Linked DNA regions of Homo sapiens: region 2 is linked to region 1. Evidence: read pairs that join two places in POLR2A ChIA-PET (ENCODE). Cell type or tissue: PC-3. All regions are shown on one strand.

Region 1 (8,000 bases):
GCCTGTTTTATAAATATAAGTATTGAATATCTCATGTAATTTATTGAATACTGTACAGAAAAATGAAAAACAAAATCGTTGTTTGGGTACTCACCATTAATGTACACAGCCTAAAGCACACTGGGTGTGAAGAGGGTTTTATGCATTGAACTAAAATTAATTGCTGGATAATGGGGATGCTACAGTTACAGGGTCATCACATTTCTCTCTCTCATGCTGAGGCTTGAGAATAGCTGCTAGAAGACAGTGGGGCATTGACACTTGTTGATGGTTTGGCAAGCATAGAGCTCTTCAGGAAGATAAGTTTTAACTGTGCAGTTCGTTTCTTCTTTTCTTTATATGTTTCTCTATAGCAAGCAAGAGCATCCTGCATCTGCCTGTCAGCACTTGAGAATCTCTGGTAATGGACGTCCATTTCTTCTACCATTCATAAGCCACTGCTGAGAGTAGCCAATGCCTCCACCAGTTTCTTTGCTGTAAACTTTCTTGGTGCGTCAGGTGTAACTTACTTTTCCTCTGCCTCAATTTCATTCTTTCTTTCTTCCTCAGTCTGATCAGTTTCTCCTTGGGAAGCTCTTCAGTCCCAATGCTGACAAGCTCACGAATATCCTCTTCATCACTGACAAGCTCACGAATATCCTCTTCATCAGCCTCCAATTCTGGCTGTTCCCCAAGCACTAATATTGTTAGTTACTATTTCATCAAGAGCAGAATCTTTGTTAAAGCCTTTGAATGCGTTTACACACGTCTTCAAAACTTTCCTCCAAATGCCATTCATGCATTGTTGTGTGATGGCTTCTCATGCTGGAGCAATGTTTCATGCAGTATTTAGAATGTTAAAACCTTTCCAAAACTCTCAGAGCGTTCGGTCAGATTCAGTCTCTTTAACAGCCTTTGCAAATATTGGTTGTAAGTAGCATGCTTAGAACACAGCTATTGTGCCTTGGTCCATGGGTTGAATGAGTGCGGCTATGTTCAGAGGTGGCAAATATACAACCTTTACATCAAGATGGATGTCACCGGATAAGCTATGGAGGACCTGGAGCATTGTCTAAGATCAGAGCAATCTTGAATGAGATGTTGCTTTGCCTACAATACTCTCTTGCCTGCAGAATAAAACACTTCAAACCCCAGTCTTTAAACAATGCTGATGTCATCCAGGCTTTCTTGTGATGGCAGTAATAAACAGGAAATGGATGCTTGTTCACATTCTCAAATGCTCTGGAGTTCCCTAAGTGGCAGATTAGGAAGGCTTTAATTTGAACCCTGCAACATTTTGACCCAAAAGCAGCATTCCAGGGTATTTGAATGCCTTGAATCCTGGCATTGTCTTGGCCTGTTAATATACATATGCACCAGCATACGCTTCCAGAGCAAGCTCATTTTATTGACATTAAATATTTATTCTGGCAAACATTTCTCATCCACAATTATCCTATGGAGCTTGTTCTTAAATACTTAAGGACCTTCAGTATTGGCAGTTGCTGCCTCACGGCTGAACTTCACATTATGAAAATTATGATGCCTTTTGAAGTGCTGGAACCTGCCCATGACTTGCTATAAGCATTTGCATATGGGAAAGATCATAGGAATGCTCTTTTAGTGTATTGAAAAGAGTTCTTGCCTTAGACTGGATCATCGGTAGGCTAAGCAGTATGTGCGTCTGTATCTGGTCTTCCACTCACGTGACAAGTAATTTTTCCAAATCGTCAATCAGCCCAGCTCTTTTCTTTGTGGTAACAGTAGATTTGACTGATGCTGATGGTTCCACTGCATCACAAATTTGCTTGTTATTCCTTAAGATGGTCGTGGCTTTCTAAAGTCCTAACTCACGTAAGATGGCCATTGCTGGCTTGCTGTCTCCAAACTGGGCAATTATTTGGAGTTTTGGCTCAAGAGTAATTGCTTCTGCTTTTTCTTCTCCCCAGATATAGATGGATGTTTTGCAGACATGATGGGATGCGAAAATTAAAAACACAATAGTCCAAAAAACACGGGAACACAGTACACTGTAGAGTATCAGTTGTTTGCCCTTGTGATAGCATGGATGATGGGGACCTGTGGCTCACTGTTGCTGCCCAACATTGCAAGAGAGTATTATACTGCATATCACTAGGGAAATGCTCAAAATTTTAAATTCAAAGTATCATTTCTACTGAGTGAGTTTCATTTTTGCACCATCATAAAGTTGAAAAATCATAAGTTGAATGATTCTAAGTCGGGGACCATCTGTTTACTCTTATCTTAAGCAGGGCAGTAACCAACCCAAAGAGGCCCCAGAACAACTAGCTCTAGTCCTGAAGTTGGCAAACTTTTTCTGTAAAGAACCAGAGAGTAAATATTTTAGGCTTCCTGGGCTGTATGATCTCTGTTGCAACTGCTCAACTCTGCCCTTTCAGGAAGAAATCAGCCATAGACAATCCATAAATCAATAGTGGGGACGGGCACAATGTCTCATATCTGTAATCCCAGCACTTTGGGAGGCTGAGTTGGGTGGATCGCTTGAGCCTAGGAGTTCAAGGCCAGCCTGGGCAACATGGCAAAACCCCATCTCTACAAAAAAAATACAAAAATTAGCTGGGCATGGTGGTGCACGCCTGTAGTACCAGCTACTTGGCAGGCTGCAGCAGGAGGATCTCTTGAGCCCGGGAGGTCGAGGCTGCAGTGAGCCATGTTCATGCCACTGCACTCCAGCCTGGGTGACAGAGTGAGACCCCATCTCAAAAAAAAAAAAAAAAAAAAAAAAGGTGTAGCTGTGTGCCAATAAAACTTTTTTGTGGAACCTAAAATTTGGATGTCATACAATTTTCAAGAGTCACAAACTATTGCTGTTCTTTGATTTTTCTTCAATCACTTAAAAGTGTACACAGGCCATACAAGAACAAGTGATGGGCTGGACTTGGCCTGCAAGCTGAGGATGTGGACTCCTGTTCTAGGTCATGAGACAGCCTGTTAAATATCAGCCCAGCTTCTGGAAAGAAAAACTAAGGAATTAAACTTGGTTCCAGTGATGTTAATGTGCATTTGACAACATAAAATCTATTCAGGTAGCTTGTCAAAAAATTAGCAAGAAATATTTTTGTAGGTACAAAACGATACGTTTCATTAAGAGATAGTAATGAAATTCATGTGAGTGTACCTATATGTATATATTATAGATGTATGTGTGTGTGTGTGTATGCTTATATTTCTTCCCCCCATAACCCACACTGAGTAAATACACAACAATGGGAATTATTTTCATGTTCCTGTCTGCAAGTAAAGGGTTAATCTGTGGACTATTAATTGCTCCTGAAATCCAGTCTGGAGCTGCTGCTGACACCAAGGAAATATTCTGCATTTATATTCAAAGCTGACAAACCTTGAGAAATCCTGCTGCTGGAAATGTGAGTAAATGTGCTTTCATCTGCAGTTTCTCTTTACCGTGCAGCTTGGAATGTGAGTACTGGCATCGTTGGGCACTGTCAGTCACCGCAACTGATTCAGAGTGAGACTGTAATTGAGTCAGAGAACTTCAGATGATGGTCTTAGGAACGATGCCATCTTTTTACCCACCTGAGGGGAATCTGTCCTTCTGAATGGAGCTATTTATTCTATTCCTTGGTCATCAGCTGTAAAGTTTGGGCATCATTAGAGATGACAGTGATTCACCTCCTTCAGTGGTATGTCGAGGGCCAATGGGAATTGTCAAAAAATCTAGGTGATTTTAATTTAAGATGAAAACTCAAATGTACTTCAGAGCCCATTTTCATTTTGTCATCCTTAGTTTTGAGAAAACTCCTTAGTATTATGCTCACTGTTTTTGGAATTTTCTTTTGTAGCAGCGGGTGGCTGCATTCCTTCACTTAAAGGCATTGTAATGATCCATTGTGTAATTTTATGGCCAAATAGCTGATAGAGATAAAACTTCTCATGAGTAACATTATCATACTGCCATTTGTTCCCAAAGCTACTTCTAAAACTTATTTTTAACCTTTGTCCCCTAAAACACTCTCTCACACTATTTTCTGCATATCCCCAAGAGACAATAATTTTGTACAAAATTTTCCTACGGGTAGAAAGTGGATAGACTTTTTCAAACTACATGAGCCTCACCTTCCCCCTGAGATTCTGATAAGTTTTCTCCCTCCAGACTTTGGGAATCCATTTGTTTGAATGTAGGGGTTTGAATCACATCACTCAAGATTCTGTATGTCTCTGATTCTTAGATTTCTCCATGACACTTATAGTGATTTACTGCAGACTATTGACTCATTTTTTTTCTTTTTACCAAGTCACTAATGCATGTACAGTTTGATACCAGGATAAAGAATGACATAATTTTCTTTCATTAAGAGTTCTCATTGGCCAAAGTCAGAAAGAAAAACAGAACAAAATGAATGTCTGCCTGATGCAAAATGCTAATCAGGGTCCAGGGAACTCAAAACAAATTAGACCAACTTCTCAGTACTCTGAAGAGGCTACTAGACCTTATTTCTACTTTTGCAGCAGAAATGTGGGAGATCCAGTTTGAGACCAGCCTGGCCAACATGGCGAAACCCTGTCTCTACCAAAAATACAAAAAATTAGCCAGGTGTGGTGGTGGGCACCTGTAATCCCAGATACTCGGGAGTCTGAGGCAGGAGAATCACTTGAGCCCGGGAGGCGGAGGTTACAGTTAGCTGAGATCATGCCAGTGCACTTCATGCCAATGCACTCCAGCCAGGGCAGAGCAAGACCCTGTCTCAAAAACAAACAAACCAACAAAAACCCACAAAAACAAACAAAAAGACAAGAAAAGAAAAATGGAAAAAACAAAAAAACAAACAAAAAAAAAAAACAAGAAATGTGGGAGGTCCTGGGGAGGTTAGGAGGAGAAGCACAGTGTGGTTGGCCTTCCCAGCAATCATAGGCACTGGATTTCCTTCCTGGAAGTAGTCCATCCAACTTTGACCCCCATTTCCAGGTTATCTCAGAATACCAGCGACGTGTTCAGTGTTTAAGTAGGAATATCATTTGCCATGGGTGGAGAAACAGGCCTAAAGAAGATAAATTCCGATCCAAGCCATACACTTAGCAGGGAGAAGACTCAAGGTAGCAATCACAATTGTCTGCCCTCATAGGTTGCCTCTCTTCCTCCCTCCTCTCAGGGGGTCACTCACTGAGAGAGCAGCATGGGCCAAGCCACATGGGAACCCAGCAGGATGCTGAATGCTGGGGTGCACTGCCCAGCTCTGCCTCTAGGGCTGAGGCACTCATTTGTTGGCTGAGCTGCTGTTAGATGGAGGAGGTCGGGTCTTCTCCCAAGGGACAGTGAGCATCCAATGACTGCTTGATGAGGAGGATATAAAGAACTGGCACTTGGTATGAAGAATTGGCATTGGGCCTTAAGGCAGGACAACTCTGAAGGGTCCTCCAGGTCCCTGAGGATTAGCTGAGGCCTTTGTTGTGAATGCATTAAGAGTAAATCCCAGCAGAGGTGTGCTGGCTTGTGTCTGTAATCCCTGCACTTTGGGAGGCTGAGGTGGGGAGATCACTTGAGGTCAGGAGTTTGAGACCAGCGTGGCCAACATGGTAAAACCCCATCTCTACTCAAGAAAAAAAAAATAAAGAAATAAAATAAAATAAAAAAATTAGCCGGGTTTGGTGGCAGGTGCCTGTAATCCCAGCTACCTGGGAGGCTGAGGCAAGAGAACCGCTTGAACCCAGAAGGTGGAGATTGTAGTGAGCCAAGATTGCACCACCGCACTCCAGCCTAGGCGACAAAGTGAGACTCTGTCTCAAAAAAAACAAAACAAAAAAACAAAATTAAATTCCTACCTCACCACATTTCTCATTCCTGTGAACATAGTCCCCTATATTCATCCAAATTAAGGATGCTCCCCAATAAACTTCCTTTCTGCAGAAAGGAAAGAAAAGAAACTGGAAAAAACTCTGAATTGCGTCAAAAACAGCTTCCTAAGGAACCACCAAAACAGGTCAAATAATAGCAATTATCTGGGAATGGAGTTTTGAGGCTGAAAATCTTTGCAGGACTCCCCATTACTTTCAGGATAAGATGAAAAGTCTATACTGGGACACGTAAAGTCTTTTAGGGTCTGGTCCCTGCCTAAATCCCCAGTCTCTTTGGCTGACAAGCTACTTAATGTTTAGACTGACCCTATTTTGTCCCCTCCAGTGGCTGCCAGGCTCCTGTTTTTCACCTGATTGAGAGCTTTTGTTTTCAAAATTATTGTGCAGCTGGGGAGGGAGGATAATAAGGAATAGGGCAAATTAGAGCAACACAAAGCTCACTGTTCTTACTGAGATTCAGCTCTTTTTCTTGAGAAATGTTCCCTGGGTTGCTGCAAGTGTTTTGTTAAGTTCCAGAGTTCTGGAAGTGGGAATTCCTACCATTTTTTGCCAGTATTCTCATTGCTTTTATAAAGGATGAGATTTTCAGAAGATCTTATTCTGTCATTTTTACTGATATCCAAACTAAGTTTTAAAGAGTGAATAGAGGAGAGGTTTGTTATGGCAAAGGTGACAGCTTGGGCGAAAAAAAAAAAAAAACAGATGGGAGAAAGTTTGACATATGCAGAAGCACTGCAAGCAGCTTGGAATTGCTGGAACATAAAGTTGAGACAAAGGAGCACAAGGAAAAAAGTTTGAGGAGGCAGGCAGTTGTCAGATAATGAGTGGTCCATGTGCTACATTTGAAGATGTTTAAACTTTTTTTGTCTCTCTCAGCTGTTTTCCTTTCAGGGCCAATTTCAAACCTCAGTGATTGCTGGAAGCCGGTATAGCCATGCAAACTCACAAGTTTTGAATTATCTGATACTAGTAACCTTCCCCTCACCATCTAAGCATTGTTCACCTATGGTCAACACTTCTATATAATTATCTCTTTAAAATTTCTAAATGCATTTTTAGCTAGCTGAGCCTAGCATTCAATACCTATCACTGCATCAAAAATAAATGGGCAGTATTTGTAAGACCTCTATTAACTGATTACTGGAGACTATTGAGAAGTGCTCCCATGTTCTTACTGGAGATTATTGAGAAGTCATTACTGGAGATTATTGAGAAGTCATTACTGGAGATTATTGAGAAGTGCTCCCATGTTCTTACTTTGGGGTATAACTCTTGATGATACAACTGTACCAGTAAGTGTTAGTTTGGAAAAATAGAAACCATTTTAGGTATTTTCACTAGGAGGAACTTAATATGAGGACTTAGAGGTTCATATAACCATTGGATATGTTGGAAGATTGAAGATTGAGAAGGCCCCTGGGGGCTTTCAGTGAATCCAAAAGTGGAGTGGTCATAAGAGGCCATCCTAGATGATCTTAGCTAACTGCAGCACAAGCGAATAATTTTCAGGGAACCCCCGGGAGCCACTGGCAATCCCCACATCTACCAGTTGCCAGTGCCTACATTCTTGCTTAGCAACTAATACAGGAGAATAGTGACGTATCTTCTGTCTGTGAAACCTCTTGCAAACACCTCATGTTGGTAGCCAGGGGGTGCTTGCTGCTGTACACTGAGATCTCCATTCAGCAATGAAGGACTTACCTCTTAGCTGCTGGGAGTGTTACCAGATGAAATTCTTCAGATATCAGCTATCTTTAGAAATTGCCCTCTGCCAAAGTTCAGAACCACCTTTCTCAAGGCCATGTTCTCTTCTCAAAGAAGCCTACCTTCAACAAGTGGTCAGTGTAAGGATATAAAGGTCCCAACTCAACCCAACTCAGGACATTTCTGAAGAGACAGCCCAGCTTCGGAAATCCCCATAGGGCTTGGTAAAGTCTGTTTTGTATCTCAGAACACCTGGGTCTCATCACAGAACAACTTCTCTCTCTGTCCAGTCCTGCTTCCTTCACTTTTTCCACAAGCCTTGAGCCTAAGGGACCTCCTCAATAAACTGATTATACACTAATCTCCATCTCAGACTCTACTTCTAGGAAGAATGCAAATGGCAGCAAGGTCAGCGATCTAAGAAAGCAGAGGCAGGAGCTGGGTCACCCTATGGCCAGCTGGCA
Region 2 (8,000 bases), 96 kb after region 1:
GATACATATCTACGTTGTATGATGACCCAATCTGCTGTGTTCTTATAGTGGCAGGTATGTCGAAGACCTGAATGAAGACCGTACATGACTTACCTCCTCAGAAGAGGAAAGCAGTGCGCATTTCTACCAAGGGCAGCTTCATGTAGAGGGTTTAGAGGAGGGAAGTACCCATTCAGAACAATTACTGCCAGGCACTTTGCATTTGTTATCTCACTAAATTATCTGAACAATTGGAAAAGCCAGGTTTCATCACACAGAAAGAAGGAAACAGAAGCCAAGGAAATTACGTAGCTATATCCCAAAGCTAATTTGCAGAGGGTCAGGATTGTAACCCAGGTCTCTCTGGCCTCAGGGGCTATGAATGCTCCCATAGCAGGTGTGCACACGCCCAGCACCCAGCCCTCCATCCATGCTCAGTGTGAGAAGCAGAACGTCACACACCATAGGTGAGTTCATGGACTGCAGTGTCACTTGTGTTTCTTGCAACATGATCTGGGCCTGGTTATTTCTCCATTCTCTGATGGTTCCATGCATATGTGCCAGAAAGCTGAAAAAAACATGCTCTCTGACTAGCAGGCTCACCCTACCTAGAACAGATGGACCAACATGTGGAAGGCAAGTATGGGGGAGGAAGGGAGAGGAAACAGGAAAAACAGAAATGGGGCCAAGCCACAAGTGGAATACATTTTTCATTATTACCTGATTTTGACCGAGGGTAGATGCATTAGAAACCATCCTAAATTGTTCATACAGTGTTTACCTGAAAAGAACATACACTTAACTTCAAAGGGAAATAGGTTTAGAATTGCAGTCAGCAAGTCCCATTTGAGGCTCTGTTCTTTGAGACAGCTGCTGTCTGGGGCTCTTGTCTGGCCCCTGCTGGGGCCTCAATTTCACAGCTTCTCAGGGAAGTCGGCTTGGAGTGACAATGGTGAGACAATGGCTATGACAGTTTCATCACCATCCTCATAATCATGCCTCTTATAAGAGCTTATAAGATGTTTTCACATATATGACATCACCTGATCTTTATAATCATCTCTGACTTATCTCCTCAGAAGAGGAAAGCAGTGGTCATTCCTACCAAGATAGAAATGACCTGATCTTTATAATAATCTCTGACTTATCTCCTCAGAAGAGTAAAGCAGTGGGCATTCATACCAAGATAGAAATTATTATTATTAGGCAATAATATGACACATTTAATAGCGTGATGTAATAATTACTACATCAGTCTTATCCAAGAAGAAACCAGTGTTTGGCAAAGTGATACAACTTAGCTGTGTTCACACGGTTAGTCGGTGTCAAAGCCGGGACTCTAGTCAGATCTGCTCCCTGGTCTGGCACATTTTTGCTGTAGTATATCATGACAAGGTAAAATGACAAACTTCCTAGGTTCACTACAAGACTTGTATTTTATCATTCAGGGAGTATCAGAGATTGAGAAGTATGGTGACTCATGATCCTTTTATTTGTAACTAGCGCTGTCTGTTCATGCTAATTTTTCTCTTTGTACATGTGGCATTAAAGGCTAATGCATGATCAGCAAATCTTTACAGACTAGGTATGTGTCATTTGGACTATGATGACAAAGTGTGTCTCGAGTGATACATTTCCATCTGAAATGACCTTTCATGCATTAAGGGTAGTGACTGAGAGTTTTGGAGGCAGGACCCTCCAGAGCAGGAATGGAAGCCCTTGAACTTGTCAAGTTACTTCACTAATGGAAGCCTTGATTTTTTTAATCTTTAAAATGGGGATAGCAATGTCTACCTTGTAGGGACATCATGAGTATTAATGAGATAATGCAGATAAAGTTCTTGGTCCCAGCAAGATCCTCCATGAATGGCATCTCTTATCCTTATTCCGGAGTTCTTTCCCATTATATTTAAGCTTCTAGTATTGACATCTTCTTCCTTATCAAAAGTTGCTCAACATACAGAACCTAGAAGGAAAAGACTCTTTCCAAATAGCAGATGGCCAACCATTGCTTTAAATTGTTCAGTTGTGGAGCTGACTTTAGAATCAGATCTGAGTTCAAATTTCAGCTGTACCAGGTGCCCTGGGAAAGTCATCTTCCCTATCCCAACTTCAGTTCCCTCATCTGCAAAATGGGGATCATGATGTCTATTGCACAGTGCTGTTGTGAGAATGACATGGAAGTGCCTGACCCAGAGGCAAAGCTAGACAAATGCTACTGCTGTTCTGGATGTTGCTGGTTTCAGAGGCCGAGCCTGTGTGAGGAGATGGCCCAGTGTGGGGCTGTAGAGCCTGGGGCTGCTGGCATTTTGGTGGGGGTTGCCCTGTTTGCTATCCATCTCTGATCGCTGCAGGGGCCTCTTCCTGCTGTTCCTTTCTGCTTGGCTGTGCTGTTCTTTAGAGTCCCCTGGGGGAAGACAAAGGTGAATAGAGCTGTTTAGTTTGGAAAAAAAGCATCTCAAGGGCAACCTAGTCATGGATTCCACCAAGGACTCTTATGAAGAGGAGCTGTCCATTTGCTCTCTATCTCCAGGGAGGACAAGAAATGGGGATGAGAAAATGAGTTGCAGGAAGAGGGGGCTCCAATGGAAGGAAGAGCATCTTGCCTAGAAGGTAAATTGGTCCTAGGAGGGCAGCAACCAAGACTGCTGGGGAAGCCATCTCTGGAAATTCTTAAATGTAGGCATGACCAACACACAGCCTGGATCTCTTAGGTGGTAATCTGCTGCAAAAAAGGAACTGAGACCAAAGTAAATAATTCCATGGGTGTTTATAGAAGAGACTCTCAAAGATGTTCTGCACATTGGTATATGCACATGACATAAATTAAACCTGGGTTAATACACAGAGAAGTATGTGTGGTCAAGAACGTGTGCACACACACCTTTCTCTTTATGCTTTGGGTTCAAGGGAGCTCAAGAGAACAATATCAGGTACAGAAGCTATTGGCAGGCACATGTGAAGTCTCTTAAGCTAACAAGGTGGGAAAAACAGAGAACTGGAAGACTTGGCTAGGAGCGGTTCAAAGGGGGAATTAGACCATTGTGTGAGTTCTTGTTGTGGAAATCAAGCACCACCAGAATTTAGCCCTGGAATGGGAGCTGTGCCATTGAGCAAGTTCTTAGACATTAGCAAGGCAGCACAAAATGTACTTTCACTCTTTATGAGAGCCTCAGTGATATCCTGTACAGGTGAGGAAATTGAGTCTTCACCTAGTGAGCCCTTGGTTTCCAGCTCGAGTGTTTGAATGTGTCACTCCTTTTTCCTGTGGCTGACTTCCTCTTAAAGCCCAGGTATATGCTTAAAGTTCCCTTGCTCAGATTGGCTCTCTGCCACGGGGCCTGCTCTCTTTAAGCTCTCCATGAGACTCATTGCTCTAAAGTGTCTCATTTGTTTACCTATTTATTTTCTACCGCCTAGAATGTGGGCCACATGGGGCAGGGATCCTATTATCTTTATTTTTATATTCCTTCTTTATGACAGCGTACAGAAGTGCTGAATACATGCTTGTTGAACAAAAGATTAAACTCACTTTCCCAATAAATTGTTCTACTAAAAAGACACACGCATCCATATGTTCATTGCAGCACTATTCACAATAGCAAAGACGAATAGCAAGTGCCCATCAGTGTTGGATTGCATAAAGAAATCGTGGAATAGTACCATGGAATAGTACATAGCCATAAAAAGAATAAAATCATGTCCTTTGCAGCAACATGGATACAGCTGGAGGCCATTAACCTAAGCGAATTAATGCAGACATAGAAAACCAAATACCACATGTTCTCACTTATAAGTGGGAGCTAAACATTGGGTACACGTGGATATAAAGATGGCAACAATAGATACTGGGGACTCCTAGAGGGGAGAGAAGGAGGGTGTCAAGGGTGAAAAACCTACCTATCTGGTATTATGCTCACTACCTATGTGAGGGGTTCAATTGTACTTCACACCTCAGCGTCAAGCAATATACTTTCCTAACAACCTGTACATGTACCCCCTGAATCTAAAATAAAATTTGAAAAAAATAAAATGAAATAAACTGACTTTCCCACAATCCACCTTTGACTCCCAAGCCCAGCACCCTTCCAACTTGTTTCCTGCTTCCAGAAGACATCAAACTGGGCAGCGTAAATCTGAGACGCACGGAGTTAAGCCTGCAGCCAGGTCTAGAGCTAGGCACTGCCTGATTCTCCCCTCTGCTCTGTTCCTTTAGAAGCTCTTTTTCCAGCATTTGCCTTGAAAAGTCATTCCCAGAGTATTTTTATTTTTAATGGAGCAGGCTGCCAATAGAACTTTATTTATGGGTTTATATTTTAAGATTGTTGAGGATTTGCTTGCCTTGGGATATTTGGGTGGATCTGGCCCCAAGCAAGCTGAGCCTCAGCACCTCCCTGTGGACTAAGCGAGCACTTCCCTGAGGTCTGGCAAATGCCCTAGGGCTGCCTTCTCTTCTTTAGAGGACTGGGTAGGAGCCCAGGGCCTCAGACCAACCCATTCATTCCCACTACGAAAACAGTACTTCCACTGGGGCCAGCACTGGATGCCAGAGAGGAGGCCCTTCCTCTCCCTTCCCACACTCCTGGCTGTGGTGTGTGAACCTGGTCTTCTAAGAACAGAAATAACATCCTGTGTTTGCTCCCACTTGGCAGCCAGGCGGGTCCGGCGGGCCACTTGGCTGTCAGCCTGAGGAAGGAAGTCTCCAGGTATTGGTGAGAAAGTTGGAGGCAGGTTGCTGCCTAGAGAAAGTGCCATTTGCCATTTGTCAGGGTCACAGGGAAGAGGCAGCTCCAGGGGGGATCTCTGACCCTTCCCAAGCAGTGAAAGTTGGGAAGTGTCTCCCCCGCAGCTGTGGCTTCCAGCAGAGACCGGAGACTAGAACCAGCAGCACTTACAGAGATTTATAGCCCATGGAAGAAGGCTTCTCAGCTCACATGTTTACTTCAGAGAACTCTGTGGAGGCATCAAGGGCCAGGGTCAACATACACCACTGCAGCTTTGTCTTTCAAATGTTTCGGGCCGCATTATGTGTTTGGAAGACAGCAATGGGGTGAGTGGGGAGTGGGGAAGGCAACAGGCATTACTGAAAATTCACAAACATACACGATTTGGGCATGTCTAGGTAGTGTATAGTTAATGATGTTGTTCCCTTTTGTTCCTTACAACTTAGAGGAAAAAAGAAACATTTCCAGTTCTCCTATGTCAAAGGAAGCCCTGTTGCCAGGCCCTTCTTTTGAAAAAAAAAAAAAAAAAAAAAAAAAAAAAAAAAAAAAAGCTTGCAAATTGAGAGTTCCCAGGAGATTGGAGTTAATCCCCCAGAGCTAACCAAGGGAGAGTTGTAACCTTGAACATTGCACCATTGTCAGGGTTGTTTGGGGTGCTCTGCTTGAATGACTAAAGGAGACCCCCTCTCCCACCCAATCCCCTTCCATGCCCAGGCTTGGCTGGCAGCTTTTCCCTCTCCTGTGTCACCTCCTTCTGTTCCTCTGATTCCTCCCCCTCACACTACTCTTGGCTTCCTCCCGGATCAAGTCCCAAAGGACAAGGGGGATGCATAACCAGCTGGGAAGTGAGTGACCACTGGTTTAATGGCAACCGGCACCCTTCCCCTCTTCCAAGAGGAAGAGCTGTTTATTTGGTTTTGTGAAATATGCAGAAGCTATGAAAATAAGCACTCTATTAATAATAAATGGAATGGAAAATAGAAGCAAACAAGTCAAAGAAAGATGAGGTGGAAGGTGAGTCAGTCAATTTTCTTTTAATTGCTCTCACATCAGTAAAAGTCAAAGGAACAGCAACCTCGAAAGTGTCTTAATCAAATAGAACGCCAGGAAGACTGCAGCAGGGACATCTCTTTGGGAGAAAATGCAGAGCAATCTGAGTTTAAGTAAGCTAAAACATACTCAGGCTGGCCAAAGGAAATCCAGTTGAAATTACATTATAAAAACAGAGGCCAGCTATTGTAACTTTTTCAAGTACCGCCATTTTTGGCACAGCATTGTATTTTTTAGAACTTTATCCATATACACAAATTCAAAAACAAGTATTTTAATCCCCTATGTTCAGCTAGAGTGGCTTCTTTGCAAACTAAAGGTTAAATTTTGCCAAAGTGATGAGGAGCCAATTGTATAAAGTAAACTATTGTCATGAATGCTGCCTTCCCCCCAAAAAAACCAACCCATGTGGTCATAGCTCATTACTCTACAGGGAAATGTACCACTAAGAAAGAAGGACATCTGCTTGGCTGCAGGTAACCTGTACAGGACTCCATCCAAAGGGCTTACTGAAAAGAACAGGGTACCAAAGGGTTTCATTATCAGTGGTCTCACCCCTAAGGCAGATCTGGGCGCTGGAAATAGTTAAACGTATACCATGTTGAAATGATGGCAGACAGATTCTAGGGTGGTTCTCAGGCTTTCCACACCCTGCTGTTCACCCTCTGTGTACTCCCCTCCCCTTGGTCTAGACCTAGGAAAATACATCACCTTCTCTAAGATTCTTTCCTAGCAGACTAGGGAAAGATTCTCCAGCTAACTTTGAAAAAGTCAGCTGTCATGTTTTGAGAAGGCTATGTGGCTGGGAGCTGAGGGTGGCCTCTAGGAGCTGAGAGCAAGTCCTGGCCAATAGTCAGCAAGAAAGCAGGGACCTCAGTCCTACAACTACAAGGAACCGAACTCTTCCAACAACCTGAATAAGCTTAGAAGATGAACTGAGCTCCAGATGAGAATACAGCCTGGCCAACACATTGACTTCAGCCTGGAGACACCCAAGTAGAGAACCCAGCTATGCTGTGCTCAGACTTCTAACCTATGGAAACTGTGAGAGAGCAGTGAGTGTTATTGTATGGTAATGTGTCATGCAGCGATAGAGAAGGAAGGCAAGATACATCCCGCTGTGTAGGCTGCTCAATCAGCTGGCTCAACAAACCCTGCATCAGAGCACTTTTCCAAGCTGCAGCCAGGAGATATTTTCAAAACAGGAAACACCCCTACTGCCATTCACAGCTGCTTAAACGTCTTGGTGGCTTTCCTTGGCACCTGGGATAAAGACTGGGAAACTCCTCTTGGCCTACACAGTCTCATATCTCAGCTTCCCTCCCCTTTCCCACCACACTGGCCTCCTCTTAGCGTGTGGTGTCCTCCAAATGCCTCCACCTTTCGGGACTGTTTCCCCTCCTCCTCCTCACCTGCAATTCCTCCTTTCAAATATGACATCCCCTCCAGCTTTTGACTGCTTTTGTTTGCTCTCCAATGCCTTCCAATAACTATTTTAAAAGGTTTTCCAAACATTTATCACTGTTGTCTACAAGAAAGGTAGTTTGATACAAGATCCTCCCTTTTCATCTAAATTCATCATACGGTTCTAAAACACTTACATTTAGCTATTCTCATTTAGTCCTCATAAAACATTACTAAGATGACCAAAATGAGTTAATTCTCTCAAGAGATAATTTACTTTCTCCCTTTCTGTATTCCAGGTGTTATGCTAGGCAGTGTTAGGTAGGGAACAAATCAGTGGGAAACAAGTCAGGTCCAGTCTCTAGCTTCACAGAGTTTATGATCTAACACAAGAGTCATTCGTTAAATGAATATAGTGAATTTTAGAGAGACCAAGGGCCTCATGCCAGGGCCCACAGCGGAGTAAGTAGCAGAAGTGAGATTTAACACCAGAGCTCGGGCTTCTGCATCAGTGCACACAACACAGAGTATTTTTCATGAGGCTACCCCATAAAAGCTAGACCATTCATTCATTCATTTAAAAAATATTCATTGAGTACTTTTACTCTACCAGGAACTGTTCTAAACACAGAAGATACAAAGAGGGCAAAAATAGAAATTCCTGCCCTCATTCTGCCCACATTCTAAACAGTTATTACTTTCTTAAGTCATATGTAAATAAGACCCTTAGTGTTATTTAGATATTCTTCAAAGACTGAATTTTGTGGAGCATGTGTTTTTTATTCACTATGGAGGCACATAACACTATGAGCTTTGCTAAAATAGGTTGATACAAGGAATACA

The links. ChIA-PET counts read pairs that join two places held together with the same protein. Peaks named below come from ENCODE experiments on the same cell type or tissue, not always from the same donor. Only the 100,000 strongest peaks of a DNase experiment are listed, where the experiment ranks them.
Region 2: POLR2A ChIA-PET joins it to region 1 with 8 read pairs; 3 of 35 experiments call an interaction of 5 or more read pairs at or near these places.

The regions. Positions count from the first base shown.
Region 1 is chr1:232,206,126-232,214,125 of GRCh38, forward strand. No RefSeq gene overlaps it. Among named protein-coding and RNA genes, the nearest start is that of DISC1-IT1, 280 kb to the left of the region's middle. In PC-3, a CTCF peak has its summit at 5,215; a DNase peak (open chromatin) is centred at 3,496; H3K27ac peaks cover 1,284 bases.
Region 2 is chr1:232,301,965-232,309,964 of GRCh38, forward strand. LOC101929902 (a long non-coding RNA gene) reads right to left here. Exons shown (of 3, transcript XR_001738524.2): 3 at 1-2,386. Among named protein-coding and RNA genes, the nearest start is that of SIPA1L2, 320 kb to the right of the region's middle. In PC-3, CTCF peaks have their summits at 4,377 and 4,581; a DNase peak (open chromatin) is centred at 3,287.